Regions from separate parts of the Homo sapiens genome. Here region 1 is linked to region 2. A link is a loop called in an ENCODE intact Hi-C map of the cell type or tissue named here. Cell type or tissue: Caco-2. All regions are shown on one strand.

Region 1 (8,000 bases), 740 kb after region 2:
CACCAGATCTGATGGTTTTATAAAGGACAGTTCCCCTGCACACGCTTTCTTGCCTGCCGCCATGTAAAGTGTGACTTTGCTTCTCCTTTGCCTTCCACCATGATTGTGAGGCCTCCCCAGCCATGTGGAACTGTAAGTCCATTAAACCTCTTTTTCTTTATAAATTACCCAGTCTCAGGTATGTCTTTATTAGCAGCATGAGAACAGACTAACACACTGATTCTACATTATGGTGAGTTGTATAATTATTTCATTACATATTACAATGAAATAATAATAGAAATAAAGTCCACAGTAAATGTAATGTGCTTGAATCATCCTGAAACCATTCCCTCACCACTCCACCACTGGTCTGTGGAAAAACTGTCATCCATGAAATGGGCCCATGATGCCAAAAACATTGGTGACCACTGATATAGTGAGTAGAAAAATCAAATTTGGTGACAATGTGGCATTGTTGGTGGAATATAAATGGGTGCACTTTGGAAGTACATACTAAAGTTCAACATACACCAGTTCTATGATTGAGTATGGCTCTATCTTGCTCCTACCTATATACCCATAGACAAGTGCAAAATATGCACCAGATGACAAGGTCTAGAGCCACTGCTCATAAAAAGCCCCAATCTGAAACAATCTAAATCTCCTTTGCCAATACAAGCAAAAAGTAAATTGTGGTATAATCATTCATAAGAATAAGGCAATGAAAAATAATGAAGCATTGCTAATTGCGATGATGCAATCAATCTTATAAAGATAATATCAAACAAGAAAAGACAAACTCAAAAGAGAAAATACTGTATTCATTTTATTTATTGAAATTGAGAAACAGCCAAAAGTATTTGTGTTAGAAAGGAGGAGTGTGGTTACCATGGGGCAGAGGCAGGCAACGCCTGGAAGGGACCACAAAGAGTCACCCAGGACACTGTTAATTCACTATCTATAAAATCTAATGCTTTGTTTGTTTACTAGATATCAACTTCATTTGTTAAAATGCATGTTGTATTATATTTCAATTTAAAGGCTACCAGGAAGATTTGAAATACAACTAAATATAACCACTTCAAAACAGCAGATTTGATAAAATAAAGAATAAATTAGAAAACATAAAAATAGGTCTGAAGATTTTATCAAGAGTGAAGCACAACAAAGTAAGAAAATGAAAAATATGAGAGATTGAGATATAAAGCACATAGAAAAATAACATCTAACATATATCTACGTGGAGTTCTGGCAGAAGAAAAAATAGAAAATATGGGAGCTACAATATTCAGAAGAATCATTAGATGCCCAAGTCATCAGATTCACGAAAAACAACAAATCTTAATGAAGATACACAATCATAAACCTATATCTAGATGTAGTATATAAAGAAACATCCCAATACCAGGGGAAAATAGATGATTGTTAAAGTAATCAGAAAGGAAAAACAGATTAATATGAAAAGATGACAAACAAATTGGCAAAAGATTTCTCTTAAACAACAGAAGCCAAATGGTAATTAAATAATATCTCAAAGTCCCTAGAGAAGATGACCATAAATATAGGATATTGTACCCACTAAAAGTACTAACATGGATAACGAAGCAAATAAAGGCAGTTCCAGATAAACAAAACCCAAAGCAAAATTGTAGGGATGCACTAGCGGGAAAAGAAGCAAAATTATCCTAGAGATAATACTAGCTGATAAGATGATACTAGGACAAACTCCTGCCAATACTACACAAATTTTTGAAAAATAATTACAATTTCTGGAAAGTATAATTTTTTAAAACTGACTGAAGAACATATGAATAATTAATAAATATGTAATAAGGTGACTCTATATCCCAGTTTGTTGATGTTAGTTCTGGTCTGTGTCTATTGTCCCAGGGGATTTCTTTTTCTTTTTTTGAGACAGGGTCTCACTATGTTGTCCACGCTGGTGTGCAGTGGTACAATCTTGGCTCACTGCAACCTCCACTTCCTGGGTTCAAGCAATTCTCCTGCCTCAGCCTCCCGAGTAGCTGGGACTACAGGCACGTGCCGCCATGCCCAGCTAATTTTTGTGTTTTTAGGTGAGATGGGGTTTCACCATGTTGGCCAGGCTGGTCTCGATCTCCTGACCTGGTGATCCACCCGCCTCGGCCTCCCAAAGTGCTGGTATTATAGACGTGACCCACCATGCCCGGCCTGCAATTTCTACTTCCCGGGTTCAAGATACTATCCTGCCTCAGCCTCCTGATTAGGTGGGATTACAATCACAGTCCACCACGCCCGGCTAATATTTGTACTTTTAGTAGAGACAGGGTTCCATAATGTTGGTCAGGCTGGTCTCGAATTGCTGACCTCAGATGATCCACCCACCTCAGCCTGCCAAAGTGCTGGGATTACAGGCATGAGGTACCACACCCAGCCACAGTGAAAATACTAATAGTGATTTTTTTCACTCTCAAAATTGGTTTGGATAACACATTTTATTGTTACTTGTCTACAATTACCAAGGCTTTAGTGTCCATTGTTAAGAAACATTTAAAAATATATTACATCAAATATATAAAAGCTCTTATAAGAAAAAACACATCATAATACACAACTAATGTGAGGTGATGATAAAACACATGCTAGACAAGGTCTGCATGATGAAGGGTAATTATGAGCCAGTGTGATTTTTGAATAGGAATACATATTGCTAAACAAAATATAACAAACAGGATTCAGCAAGTTATTGTAAAAAATGACTAAATTGTTGGATTCATCTAAAGATGCAAAGAAACTTTAATAGGTATATATAGTCACGTGCCACATAATCATGTTTGGATCAGCAATGAACCATGTACGCAATGGTGATCACATAAGTTTATAATCCCATATTTTTACTGTACCTTTTCTATGTTTAGATATGTTGAGATACACAAATGTTTACTATTATGTTACCATTGCCTACAGTACTCAGTACAGTAACCCGCTGTACCATCTAAGTTGGTATAAAGTACACTCCGTGAAGTTCAAACAATGATGGAATCGCCTAGTGACATATTTGTCAGAATATGTCTCTGTCGTTAAGCAACGCATGACTGTATTTGATATTTTTTAAATGATAGTTTGAATAAATGTAGAAAATGCATTAGGTAAAATTTAAAACAAAGTAATGGTTAAAAGTGAGGCAGGATTTTTCTCGGAGCCGCATCGCCAGCCGGAGACCTCCACGGCCAGCGACACCACCCACTGGATCTCATTCATCCTGGGCTCCCTGCAGAAGGCACCCTGCCCACTCAGCCTGGTGGGCTTCACTTGGCTTGCAGTCCCCCCTAGATCCCATGCTAGCCGAAGGATCTGCGTTCAGCCTGAATCTGGGCAGGACGTGCCACAACCTGTTTCTGCCTTGGGCGCCAGCACCTGGCTGAAGGGAACGCAGTGCCAAAACAGGGATGCCAGTGACCCCGAAGCCTCAGAAGGGATGTTACAGCGTCCTAACAGCTCTTTTAGTCCTGTTGTCTCACCCTGGCTGTCCGCCCTGATGCTGCTTCCTGTCACATGTGGCTGCCCTCTGCTGGCATAAGACAGAGGGCTACATACAGTTTTACAGCCTTTTTCCATACCTGTGTTCAGCGGGTCCTGAGTTCTTGTCCTGCATCCAAGAAGAATGAGGTTATGCTGGCAACCCAAGGGTGAGGAGAGTTTTACTGAGTGACAGCTCTCAGCAGAGAAGGCACCCAAGAGGGAACCCCTTCTCTGAAGTCGAGTAGTCTCTTCCCACCAGAAGAGACCACTCCCCTCTCCGCCCAAAGGCAGCCAGTCTCTCTCTAGTGTGGCTGAATCTGGGGCTTTATATGAGCTCAGAACGGAGGCGTGCATGCTGATTGGTTTGTGAGTATGCAAAAAAAGGCTAAAACAAAGGCACCACTCAAAGATGGGCATGACAGTGTAAAAAACCAACTAGGGAAGGGTAGGTATATGTAAACTAGGGGAAGGGTGGGGATCAATCAGAGGAAAGCATGCCTAACAAGAAGAGAGGTTCTCAATCGGGTTCGTGGATTTATCCGAGACTTTTTAGCTTTGCTTTCAGGTTTTAATCTGTCTTTGGTTTGAAGGTGGGATTTTAACGGGGACCCACCTCTGTCTGCCTAGTATTTGTCTGCCTTTTGCCGCTATCAAAAGCAAACAACTTTCAGCAAATTAGGCATGTGAGGACCATCTTTAATTGTAGAAAGTATATCTATAATATACTTATAATTCTAGCATTGTTTTATATACAACTTTTTTTAGTAGTTCTAGCTGTGCTGTGAGATATCCTGTTAGCTAGCTAGGCAGCTAGTTAGTACGTGTGTATGTATATAGTAAACATAATATGACATATAGATTATATATTACATACATAGTATTATGTATTATAAAACATAATTATATATAGAATTAGCTATATATGAAAAAGAAATAAAAATAAAATAATTACAAGATCATAAGTTAATTTACATGTAAAACAAGAGAATTTACATACAAATTATTAGAATTATTATTTTTTGGAAGTTCAGAAAGACTCAAGTCAGCAAAATGGCAGAGGAGTCAGCTTCAAACTCCTGTTCCTCCAAAGAAGCACCAGAAAATAAGCAGAAACTGCATGAACCAACTGTGTCAGAACTCTGGACAACAAGGAAGGTTTACAGAAGCAAGTGAAGGCTGTAGGACAGCATTGTGGTGTATTACCCACCTTTGTCCCACCCTCCCCACTGCTAGGTGCTGACCTTGAAGACTAAAACCAACATTCTCAGTGTAGGCCTAGGACCTTGCTTCCAGAGTGAGCAGAGTGGAGCTTATTCTCATCTGCTGTTTGTGTGCTCTCACCTGTCTGGGGGCTACCTGAGGACTAACAGGAGGAGCTTGTTTCTGTTTCACTCAGGATAACTTTAAATTCCATAACTCCTGACACTTCTTGGAATGGAAGAATTAACTTTCTCACGTGCAACTTAATCAGTGGCCGTCATCTCTAAAGCCAGGAATAGGCTGAAGCCTATGGCAGGGCGGGAGGACCCTCAGTCTCAGATATGCTTATAAGAGATTAGTTTTGTTTAAAATAAATGAAACAAGACATTGCATTTTCATTCTAGAAACAGCCATTGATATTCATATTTGATTCAGGCTTGTTATGAATAGCCAGAGCTTTGCTTTTCCCATCCTGAGCAGCAGTGCCCTTACTGCAGATCCAAAAAGAGACTCTATCAATATATTCCCATCAATACTCAAAGGAGTCACTTCAGCCCTTGTGGTGGCAACAATTAGCTGAGAATAACGAGGAGGAAATTTACAGAATAAGACTCCACGCACTGCCACTCTCCAGAGAGGGTGAAGTGTACGCCGGAGAACTCTACACATAACCAGGTTTTGTGTCCATTTTTACTTTTCCATCACTAGGGAACATCTCTCCGAGTGTCTGATTTTTTACTGTGTTTCTCTTTAAGCACTGCACAAATGTTGCTGCTGCTTTTCTGTGTATCCTGCTTACTCTTGCTCCATATAATGTGATAAAGAGCTTAAATTTAATATAATGACATATCTGTGTTTAAAGTTACTTTACTACATGTTTTCTGTATTTGTTCTATATGTTCTATAATCCCTTTTCATTCTTATCTTCCTTTGAGTCAATCAAGAAATATTTTAATCATTCAATTTACCTATTAGCTTATTATAAATTATTTTATTCTTTTCTTCCTTTTTCTTTTTTTTAAAACTTTACTTTAAGTTCCGGGATACATGTGCAGAGTGTGCAGGTTTGTCATAGGTATACATGTGCCATGGTGGTTTGCTGCACCCATCAACCCATCATCTAGGTTTTAAGTCCTGCATGCATTAGGTATTTGTCCTAACGCTCTCCCTCCCCTTGCTCCCAACCCCCAACAGGCAATGGTGTGTGTTGTTCCCCTCTCTGTGTCCATGTGTTCTCATTGTTCAGCTCCCACTTATGAGTGAGAATATGCAGTGTTTGGTTTTCTGTTCCTGTGTTAGTCTGCTGAGAATGATTATTTTATTCTTTTCAATGGTTACATGCTTCTTTGACATATTAAAGCATAATATGAGTTCTTTGTACATGTTTTAGACAATGCAAATACTTTAAAACAATGTAACTCTTAAATCCCCTTCACACAAATGTGACATTATTATTTTTATGTATTTTAATTTTCCATTGACATTAAAGCCTATGAGACTGATTTTTTTTATAGTCCATATAAATTTAGATTTACCTTTCCCATATACACTGTTCCAGGACTATTTATTCACTTCTGTGTTTCCATACTTCCATCTAAAGTTATCTTTCCTCTGCTCAAATAAATCCCTCTAGAATTTATTTTAATGAAGATCTCTGAGTTGTGAAATTGTTGCTTTTGTTTGTCTAAAGATGCACTTAGTTTACTTTCATTTTTGGAGGATTTTTTAAATATAAAATTATATGTTGGCATTTATTTTATAGTAATACTTTTTAAATGGTGTTCCATGTCTCTGGATTCAATAATTTCTACTGAGAAGACTGTGGTTCTTTGGAAGTAATATTTTATTTTATCTATCTCATTTAAAATTATCTCATTGACTTTGGTATGTGGCAGTTTTACTCTGATGTGCCTAGTTATATATCTAGTTGCATATTTCTCCTTGGGGCTTGTAAATCTTCCTGAACCTGTGATTTGATATTTTTAATTGGTTTTGGCAAGTTACTTGCCAGTATCTCCTCAAATACTGCTGTGCCCTAGTCTTACTCCCCTCTTCTCTTAGGACTTTAGTCACACATATAAAGTCATTTTCACTCTTTCTCATGTGTCATTTATGTTATTTTGTGTTTTTAATTTTTTCTCTCTATGCTTCAATTCAGATATGTCTATGGACTATTTTATAGTTTTCATAACCTTTTCGTTTTTTTTAATTTGCTGTTAAATCACATATTGGACTTTTAATTTTATATATTTTTCATTTCTATAATTCCTGCTTGTCTTATTTTTGGATTCCAAGTTTCTGTAAAAATTGTCCTACTTGTCACTTATTTTGTTGAAAATATTACTATTTTAAAGTCTGTTTCTGATAACTTTGATGACTAAGGATCCATATGGGCCCATTTTTATGGTCTTTTTCCCTTCCTTTTTTAATTTAATTTAATTTAATTTTTTTGAGACAGAGTCTCACTCTGTTGCCCAGGCTGTAGTGCAGTGGCACAGTCTCAGCTCACTGTGACCTCTGCCTCCAGGTACAAGTGATTTTCCTGCCTCAGCCTCCCAAGTAGCTGAGATTACAGGCGTCTGCCATCATGCCTGGCTAATTTTTGTATTTTTAGTAGAGATGGGGTTTCTCTGTGTTGGCCAGGCTGGTCTTGAACTCCTGACCTCAGGTGATCCACCTGCCTTGGCCTCCCAAAGTGCTGGAATTACAGGCGTGAGCTACTGCGCCTGGCCTTCCCCTCCTTTTTGTAAAAAAAAAATTTAGTCCAGACTCTTGGTATACCTAGTAGTTTGAATTGAATGCCACACAGTTTTGTATTAGAATTTACACAGATAACTTTAAGCTCTGTCTGATTCTATCTTCTTCCAAGTAAGCATTTATTTTGAGTAGACAGTCTTACCCTGGTTTGAGCTCAGTTTTCTGAGAGTGGATTTACATCCTTACTCCTCCTATGAAGTTCATTCTTACTCCAACTAGTGGAAGTTGCAGTGTTTACCAAGCTCTTTTGGCAAGTTCAGAATTTCCCTCTGTCTTCTCAGCCAGGTGCAACTGCTATTTCTGCTCAACTCCCTATTCTCTTATTTACTGCTTTCCTCTTGCCTTCTGAACCCCTGTGCCTAAAGAGGAACAAATATCTTAGGAAGAAGGGTGAGACAGTTGGCTGTGAATACCTAAAGCACTTCCTCCTCTCTGCCATCTTGGTCTATCCTCACCTGACTGCCTTGTAGTCTAGGAGTTCAGGTTCAATTTCCCTATCCCCATGAGGCTGCAGAAGGCTCTGCTTGGTTTCCCAAGTTTTAGTTATTGCTTCCTGCTTG
Region 2 (8,000 bases):
ACTTCAGGTCATTGGTCTGAATAAAGACTTATAGGAGAAGACCACAAAAACACAGACAACAAAAGATAAATTAGACAAATGGAAGCCATAAAAAGGAGACTATGTTATTTGCCACAACATAAATGGACCTGAAAGACATTTCACTAAGTAAATAAGTCATATGCGGAAAGAAAAATATTGCATAGTCTAATATATATGTGTAATATTAAAAAATAACTTAAATACACAAATATAGAGAGCAAAATATTGGTTAGCAAGGGCAGGGGGAGGTATGGAGAGGAAATGGGAAGATGTAGGTCAAAGGGTATGAAATAGCAGCTACATAGAATGAATAAGTATAGAGATCTAATGTACAACCTGAGGACTAAAGTTACTATAATTGTATTATGTTAAGAATTTTTGTTAAATAAGTAGATTTTAGCTGCTCTTGTCACACACAAGAGTAACTGTGTGAGATAATAGATATGTTAATCTGCCACACTACGTAACAATTTTACTATGTGTATGTATACCATAACATCACATTGTAAACCTCAACTATACTTTCTTTGAGCAAAAGTGTATATTTTTTGGAAAAGACTAATATAACCAATAACTAGTGAAACTGGTAGTGAAAAACATCCAGAAATTTGTAAGTGTACATCATGACAGATCCTGCAAACATTAAAATAAGAATATTATTTACAAAATTGTCTACTATGTTTCAGAACATAAACGGACAAATTCCTAGAGAGATAGTTTACAAAACTGACAGAAAAAAAAGAATGCTAAATAAGTCTGTATCTATTAAAAATAATGAAACAATATTTTTAGAACTTCCTATAAAAAAACTTCAGGCCCAGATGACTTCATTAATGAATTCTAGCAAATATTTAAAAAAGAAATGTAACAATCTTAAATTTGTTTTTGAGAATTAAGAAAAAATAATATTTCCAACTTGTGAGAAAAATCTGTCAAGGCCATCATAAGAGAGGTAAATGGTATGTTACCTTTTTGCATGGAGATAGATACAAACCCTTTAAAAATTTGCAGACACTCAGCTAACTATACAAAAAGAAAATAAATTACAACCATGGTTGAATTTACTCTAGGAATATGAAGTTAGTCTAATAGTCAAAAATCAATAGTTGCAATTCTCTATATTAACAAAATGAAGGAGAAAAATCGCCTCAATACATACAGAAAATCAAGTGATGAAATTAAAAAGTCATCAATGATAAAATCTCCTAGAATCCTGGGGATAAAAGGGCTCTTCTTTGACACACTAAAGAATATTTCCTAAACACCTCCAGCATGCATCATACTTCATGGTGAAATATTAGAAGCATTCCCTCTGAGACTGGGAACTAGATAAAATGCTTACTGTGAACTGTCAAAGTGGAAAGGCAAAAAGAAAAACAGTTGAAAAGTATTAAGAATTAGGTCATTAATTATCCCATTCTATTCAGGTTTCTAGATATATGAAGAGTCATGATAAAGAAATATAAAAAGTGGTAAAGTGATGCATCACTGTGTATATAGGCTGCAGAACGGAGGAAGGGATTCCATGTGATGGTGATGAAAGGGAGAGAGTGGAGGAGAATCAATGAGGCAGCTGGAGACACAGAAGACAAAGATCAGAACATTGAATATTAGAGCAAAGTTTTAGAGATGCATTGCTTTTTGCCAGGTGAGCATTGTATTCACAGGCTAATAGGTGCCCTACCTAGGAAGATTTATGGATTCGAGGAGCTCAAGAATCTTTATGGTTAGGCATTTATTCAGTTCACCCATATGGATTTTGGAGTTGCCCTTTAAAATAACAGGAGTTTGAGAGAAAAGGAAGACTGTGGCAAATTCAAGTTTTCTGAGAAATGTGGGAAGAACTAAAAGTTCAGTACACAATTGTTCACAAGGAGACATAATAATTGCAATAGCTAAGTGAACTTAAAAAATAATTTACATTGTTTGTTTTATTTCAATAGTTTTGGGGGAATCTGCTTGATTATACAGATAAGCTCTTTAGCGGTGATTTCTTATATTTGGTGCACCCGTTACCCAAGCAGTGTACACATATCCAATGTATATTCTTTCATTCCTCAACCCCCCTCCCACCCTTCCCCTTGAGCCACCAAAATCCATCGTGTCATTCTTATGCCTTTGCATCCTCATAGCTCAGCTCTCATTTTAGTTTTAGTTTTTGAATATGTAAAACATGTATATAGTTCTAAAGTAAAGATTATATACACAGCTATACTCAGAAAATTTGTATATCCATTTCTTTCTTTTTCTTCTTCTTCTTTCTTTCTTTTTTTTTTTTTTTTTTTTTTTTTTTTTGAGACAGGGTCTGGCTCTATCACCCAGACTGCAGTGCAGTGGCATGATTTTGGCTCACTGTAACCTCTGCCTCCTGGGCTCAAGCCATCTTCCCACCTCAGCCTCCTGAGTAGCTGGGACGATGGTGTGGACCACCATGCCCCACTATTTTTTTTTTTATTTTTCTTAGATATGGGATTTGACCATGTTGCCTAGACTGGGCTCAAACTCCCAAGCTCAAGATATCTACTTACCTCAGCCTCCCAAAGTGCTGGGATTACAGGTGTGAGCCACCACACTCAGCTTCCATTCCTATCCAACTTTTTTCTCACAAGTAATTGTTATCTTCAGATTCTGGTATATACTTCCTGTATTTCTTTTTGCAAGAAAGCATGTAAAATACCTACATGTATACAAACATGTAAGTATATATCCTCAGTGCTCCTTCCTTTTTACATAGAGGTAGAGTTACTTACAATACGTAGTAATGTCTACTTGCTTTTTTCACTTCATGATACATCCAGTAAATCACACTATATTATTTGATAGAAATAAATCTTATTTCATAGTTGAAAATTACTCTTTTTTTTAATGACACACAATTTATTCAACCAGTAACCTATGGATGAACATTAAGGTTGTGTCTAATACGACACTATTGCTACAATGCTGCAATGGATAAGCTTATAATTATTTAACTGCCTTTCTTACCTCTGTCCACTTGTCACTCTGTGATGACAATAAAGCATCAGTTGCCTGTAATATAACTAGAGAAATCTGAAGAACCTTAGAGAAAATGGTCATTAGGAAGAGCTGTCCTGAATGATTGAGAGAATATTCATTGGACACCTAGCTGTTTTGTACCTGAGGTTGATAATGTGATATTTCTCAAGAAGCCCCAAATGGCTTTGGACCAGTTTATAATAAATGTGCTTTCCTTCAGTCATTTCAACCTGTTCCCTGGGATCATGTCAGGAGTGTGAGCTGTGCTGACCTGTATAAAGAGACATCACAACAGGTCAACAGAGATGAAACAGAGCTGAAGAAACAAGCTAGAGATGATGAATAGAATCAGCCTACACCCAGTGCTCACCCCGAGACAGGCTACAGCCAAGAAATCTCCATCACAAACCCAGTAAGTGCCAGGACCTTCCTCAGAAAGGGCAGCCTCCCAGTAATCAGAAAGATATGCAAGGCTGCATCCTACCTGTCGCAAACCACCCAACAGAAGTAGTGTGCTACCAGGCAGAGGCTGGGGGCCTCTTGAGAGTGTGTCACTGGCAATGGGTGGGTGTCTAGGAAAGCCAGGATTTTGCGTAACAGGGCAACGAGCATCAGGCTCTATTGGCCACTCATGTAGAGTATGGCGCTAGCCATTCCAGCCTTCCAAAACAGTGGAAGCCCCAGCGGATTCAGGAAGATTCTGGAAGAACCATGATTACTCAGCTCTGGTGTCTACAGTTCAGCTTTAAGACTTTAGGCTTAAGACTCCTACTAACAACAAAGGTCCTCTGTCATAGCTGATCTAGAGCACTGAGCAGAAAAAGGAATTGTAGAATGCCTTGTGTGGGTGTGGTGACATTGAAAAGGCAAAAGTATATCAGCTGGGGTTCAAGGACAGAACAAACATAGTGAAAGCAAGGAAGACAGAGATAAATTTCCAAGTTGCTGAGCTGAGATTCCTTCATTTGTCTTTGGCTTGCAGTGGTTGGGCAGCGCTCCATACACTAGGAATATAATGAGTATTTCTGCTTGTTAGAATTAGAGGGACCGAAGGACAGGAAGAAAGGATCAATGTTAGAAAAGCAATCATGAGTTACAGAGCAGCAGACTAGAGACCAATGTGACCACAGCAGGGACAAAGCAAGTTTCCAGCAGAGGGCAGAATTAACCAGGATATCTGGATGCTGAGGCCATGGGAGGCAAGTCCAGCATGAGGAGTGAGCTGTTTAGAACCTGAAAGTAGAAGTGGATGGGCCCATTCACAACGCATGCAAGTGTTGACAGGACTGAAGTGCACAAATGCAGAGGCAGAGTTCAGAGCAGATCAGTATGGACCGTAAGTATTTCCCTGACTTTTATTTTTTCACAGGCATTAGGAATGAGGTGGCCTCTTGGGGTGCACATCTCCATTTGGGAGTTAGAGTTGAATAGGGCATAATTGTCTGTCTTCTCTTGTTTTTTTGTTTTGTTTTGTTTTGTTTTGTTTCCTTGATTCTTAGCCTATTAATGGGGAAGAGACAGTCTGAATGCTTCCTTTAACCAATGACTCAGGAATGATGCCTTTGTGCATCACCTCCTCCTGTTTTTAATAAGGCCATTGGTCCAGACCAGGAGACTGAACAGTGTAGGTCCCCATGGATTTCTTTCAACTAAAACTTTGTATTTTTAAAAAGCTTAATTGCGATCTTTTGAAGTGCCCAATTAAAGATTTAAAGAAATAATGAATATCCTGAGGTGGTCTGTCTGCCCTGGGGTTCCTCTGCAAATGAGGGACACATGTTTCTATTCAATTACAGGAAACATTTTAAAACTGGCTCTTTTATTTCCTGCTCCTCATCTCCAGTTCAATTTTTCTCTTCCATCATTTTCTGCCCTTTCACCCTGCAGCTCTGAAGTTTGCTCTGACCAGCACTAGACCACTGCTTCCTCCTTTTGTTCTCTAAGAAACAACTGAGCCTTTGCTGGCGGAACAAACAAACAGCAGCATTCTTCAGTCCAGGGGTATTTTGAATCCTCCAGAAAAAAGCTGGTGTGGTTACCCGTGAGCTGACTCAGGACATCTGCAAGACAGAGGTTTTACACAGCCAATCCATTTGAAGTGGTTTACATCAAGTGTCACCATTCCAATGATTAATTTTAGTCCTGAGGGTTTAAAATGTAATTGGGGGGTTAACCTTCCATCCAGCCCTGCACTTGGTACAGAGTGGGCAGACTCCTTTTTTGCTCAGTGGTGGTTCTATGCTGGGCTTGACACCAGGCTCTGTTCCCTGTCGCCAGCCATACAGCAAGTCCCTTGAGATCAGGTCCTATGCATTCACACATTCATTAACTTTTGCTGTCTGCAAACACTTACTGAGTGCCTCCATGTGCTGGGTACTCTGTCAGGTGCTGGGGATTACCCGAAAAAGCCATTACCAAAGGAGGTATGGTTCTTACCCACATGGAGCTGTACAGACTTCTGGGAAAAGAGACAGTCAACTGTTCTATAAATGTCTAACTATAACACTGTGAGCACACAGTGCTATGAGTGTACAGTTTGATGTATTTGGGAGGTCAAAACATTCCTATGAAGTAGCAATTTATCCAAGGTCTACATGTTAAGTAGGAATTAACTTGGTAAAAGAGAGGGTGGGGATAGCACTGGAGGGAGAAAGAGCAGCAAGTGGGAAGGCCTATGGTGGGATGACTCATGCACTCCAAATGTTTCTCAACAGAGACATTATTGGGTGGAATTGTTACCTACATAGAAAAATATTTGGCATTTTTACCTTCATCTGAGAAAGGCTAGGATCTGGGTCCCAACTTCTACCCTGCTTCTTATGACAACAAAATGATTCCCACATTTTGAAGCATCTCCAAGACAGCTTTATACCTCCAGTTAGGAACCACTACATTGGGCTCTAAAAAGCCCTTTGTCTTTGAAGGTGACTGGCAGGATTGTAAAAAAGGAATTGGTATGAAATAACTTGGAAAGAATGGTGGTACCCAGATCTCTTAGCCCTCTTAGGGAGTGGATAAGTAGGTCAGTTCTTCAGAAATTGATTCCTAGAGTCAATTCTTCTAAACCGGTGAGCCACTTACCTCACAACCAGTTGGACTGATCACTGAGAGTTTTAGTCTTGCCCCTGTCTCTGTGTTTGTTCTTCGCTCTGCTGTTTACCTCTGTATATGTTTCGGATCTGCTGTTTTGTGACCATGAACAAGAGCTCACAAGAGGGTAGGGGCAGATTCAAGGTCAAATGACAAAGAAGGAACAAACAGAAAATAGAAAACTACAAAATAAATCCTCATAATTCAGCAAATGGCTTTTGATGAACTGATATTCAGTTAACTGACCCAGAACCACATTGTCTACCATCTTAAAGTGGGCATCTTTCTGATAAAAGCAATGGGAAGGTGGAAGGAAAGGTGTTAACTCAGTAGGTTAGTTGCAGCATGGAAAATGGACTGGAAAAAGTAAGAGCAGATCCAAGAACACCAGTTAGGAGGTTAGCATAATAGCACACATGAGAAACAATGGTAGCTTAGACCAAGTTGATAGATAGAGAAGTGGATGAATTCCATAGACATTTAGGGGGTAAAATGGACAAAAATGGGTGATGACATGAGGGTAATAAAGACAAATGTGTAAAGCTTGGTGGTAGTGACATGGACGTAGAGAGAGAATACTGGAAGATGGCCATATCTGAGTGGGAGATATCATTAATTTGGTTTTGCAGATGTGTTTTAAAGTATCCAAGAAGGTATATCTTGTAGTTGTACAACACAGTCTAGGGCTCAAAGAAGACAGCTGGTTTAGAAACATAAATTTAGGTAGCCCCTGCATATAGATGATGTATTAGCTTGTTGGGCCTGTCTTAACAAAGTATGAATTGAGTGGCTTAAATAACAGATTTACATCCTCATAGTTCTGGAGGCTAGAAGTCCAAGATCAAGGCCTTGGCAGGTTGATTCCGAGGCTTCACTCCTAGGCTTGAAACTGGTCATCTTCTTTCAGTGCCTTCATATGTTCTTCCCTTGGTGCCGATATCCTCTTTTTATAAGGACAGTGGTCGTATTGAATTAGAGCCAACCCATACAATCTCATTTTACTTTAACTTCTCTTCAATGCTTCTACTTCCACATACAGTAATAGCCTGATACACTTGGGTTTAGGATTTCAACATATAGATTTTGGTAGGATACAATTCAGCTCACAAGAGATAGCAATTAAAGCTGGAGATGTGGTGTAATTTTGCTTAGAGGAAGAATATATAGTAAAAGGAGAGGGTCTAAGACCTCTAAAGTTTAATTTTCAAAAAGAAAATAGTGGAAGATAAATCCCTAACAAAGAAATCCCTAGGTCATGGAAGCCAAGGGAATTGAGTGTCTTCAAAAGTAGGCAGTTGTGAAACTGTGAAAATTTGATGAAAAATCATATAGAATGAGGATTGACAAGGAATCCTGCTTTCTGTCTTATTTACTCACTGCCTAGCTTGGTGACTGGCACCTAGTGAGCATGTAGTACTAAATTAATTATGTATTGCCATATTTGAGTATACAGTGGGGAGAAGAAAAGGAGAGGGAATGTTGGGTATCACAGAAATGGCTAACCACATCTGTGCCAACTTGAATAGGATGAACATCTCAGATCATCAGTCCCAAATTATATAAAATAAGTTGAATGATGTCTATCTCACAGGGTTGACCGAGATTATATGCCTGACGAGGATATCAAAGACACATTGTGACTATTATTCAAGCTTCCCATTAAAATACATTAACTTTAGGCTAGAAAATTGTCTCAGATTGGCTAGAAGTAGAAAAAAACAGAAAGTGAATCCATATCAAGCCACATTCTTACTACAGAACAAAATGGATTAGATCTAGAAAGGCTGTTTTCACATGTGAATTTCAAAATGCGTCAAAGGCTGAGACAGGACTCTGCTGCAGTGTGAGAGAAGGCAGACAATAGCAATGAGACAAGAGGGGACATATGGACA

What was found. Hi-C counts contacts between places; a loop is a spot of excess contacts. Peaks named below come from ENCODE experiments on the same cell type or tissue, not always from the same donor. Only the 100,000 strongest peaks of a DNase experiment are listed, where the experiment ranks them.
Region 1: it touches region 2 in a loop (14-fold over the local background); 2 of 110 quality-filtered maps call a loop at or near these places.

What each region holds. Positions count from the first base shown.
Region 1 is chr2:126,479,497-126,487,496 of GRCh38, forward strand. No RefSeq gene overlaps it. Among named protein-coding and RNA genes, the nearest start is that of GYPC, 170 kb to the right of the region's middle. In Caco-2, no CTCF peak of the experiment used is centred here; a DNase peak (open chromatin) is centred at 3,525.
Region 2 is chr2:125,741,519-125,749,518 of GRCh38, forward strand. All of the region lies in intron 1 of LINC01889 (long intergenic non-protein coding RNA 1889), which reads left to right. All of the region lies in intron 2 of LOC124900611 (a long non-coding RNA gene), which reads right to left. Among named protein-coding and RNA genes, the nearest start is that of LINC01889, 35 kb to the left of the region's middle. In Caco-2, a CTCF peak has its summit at 4,230; a DNase peak (open chromatin) is centred at 4,213.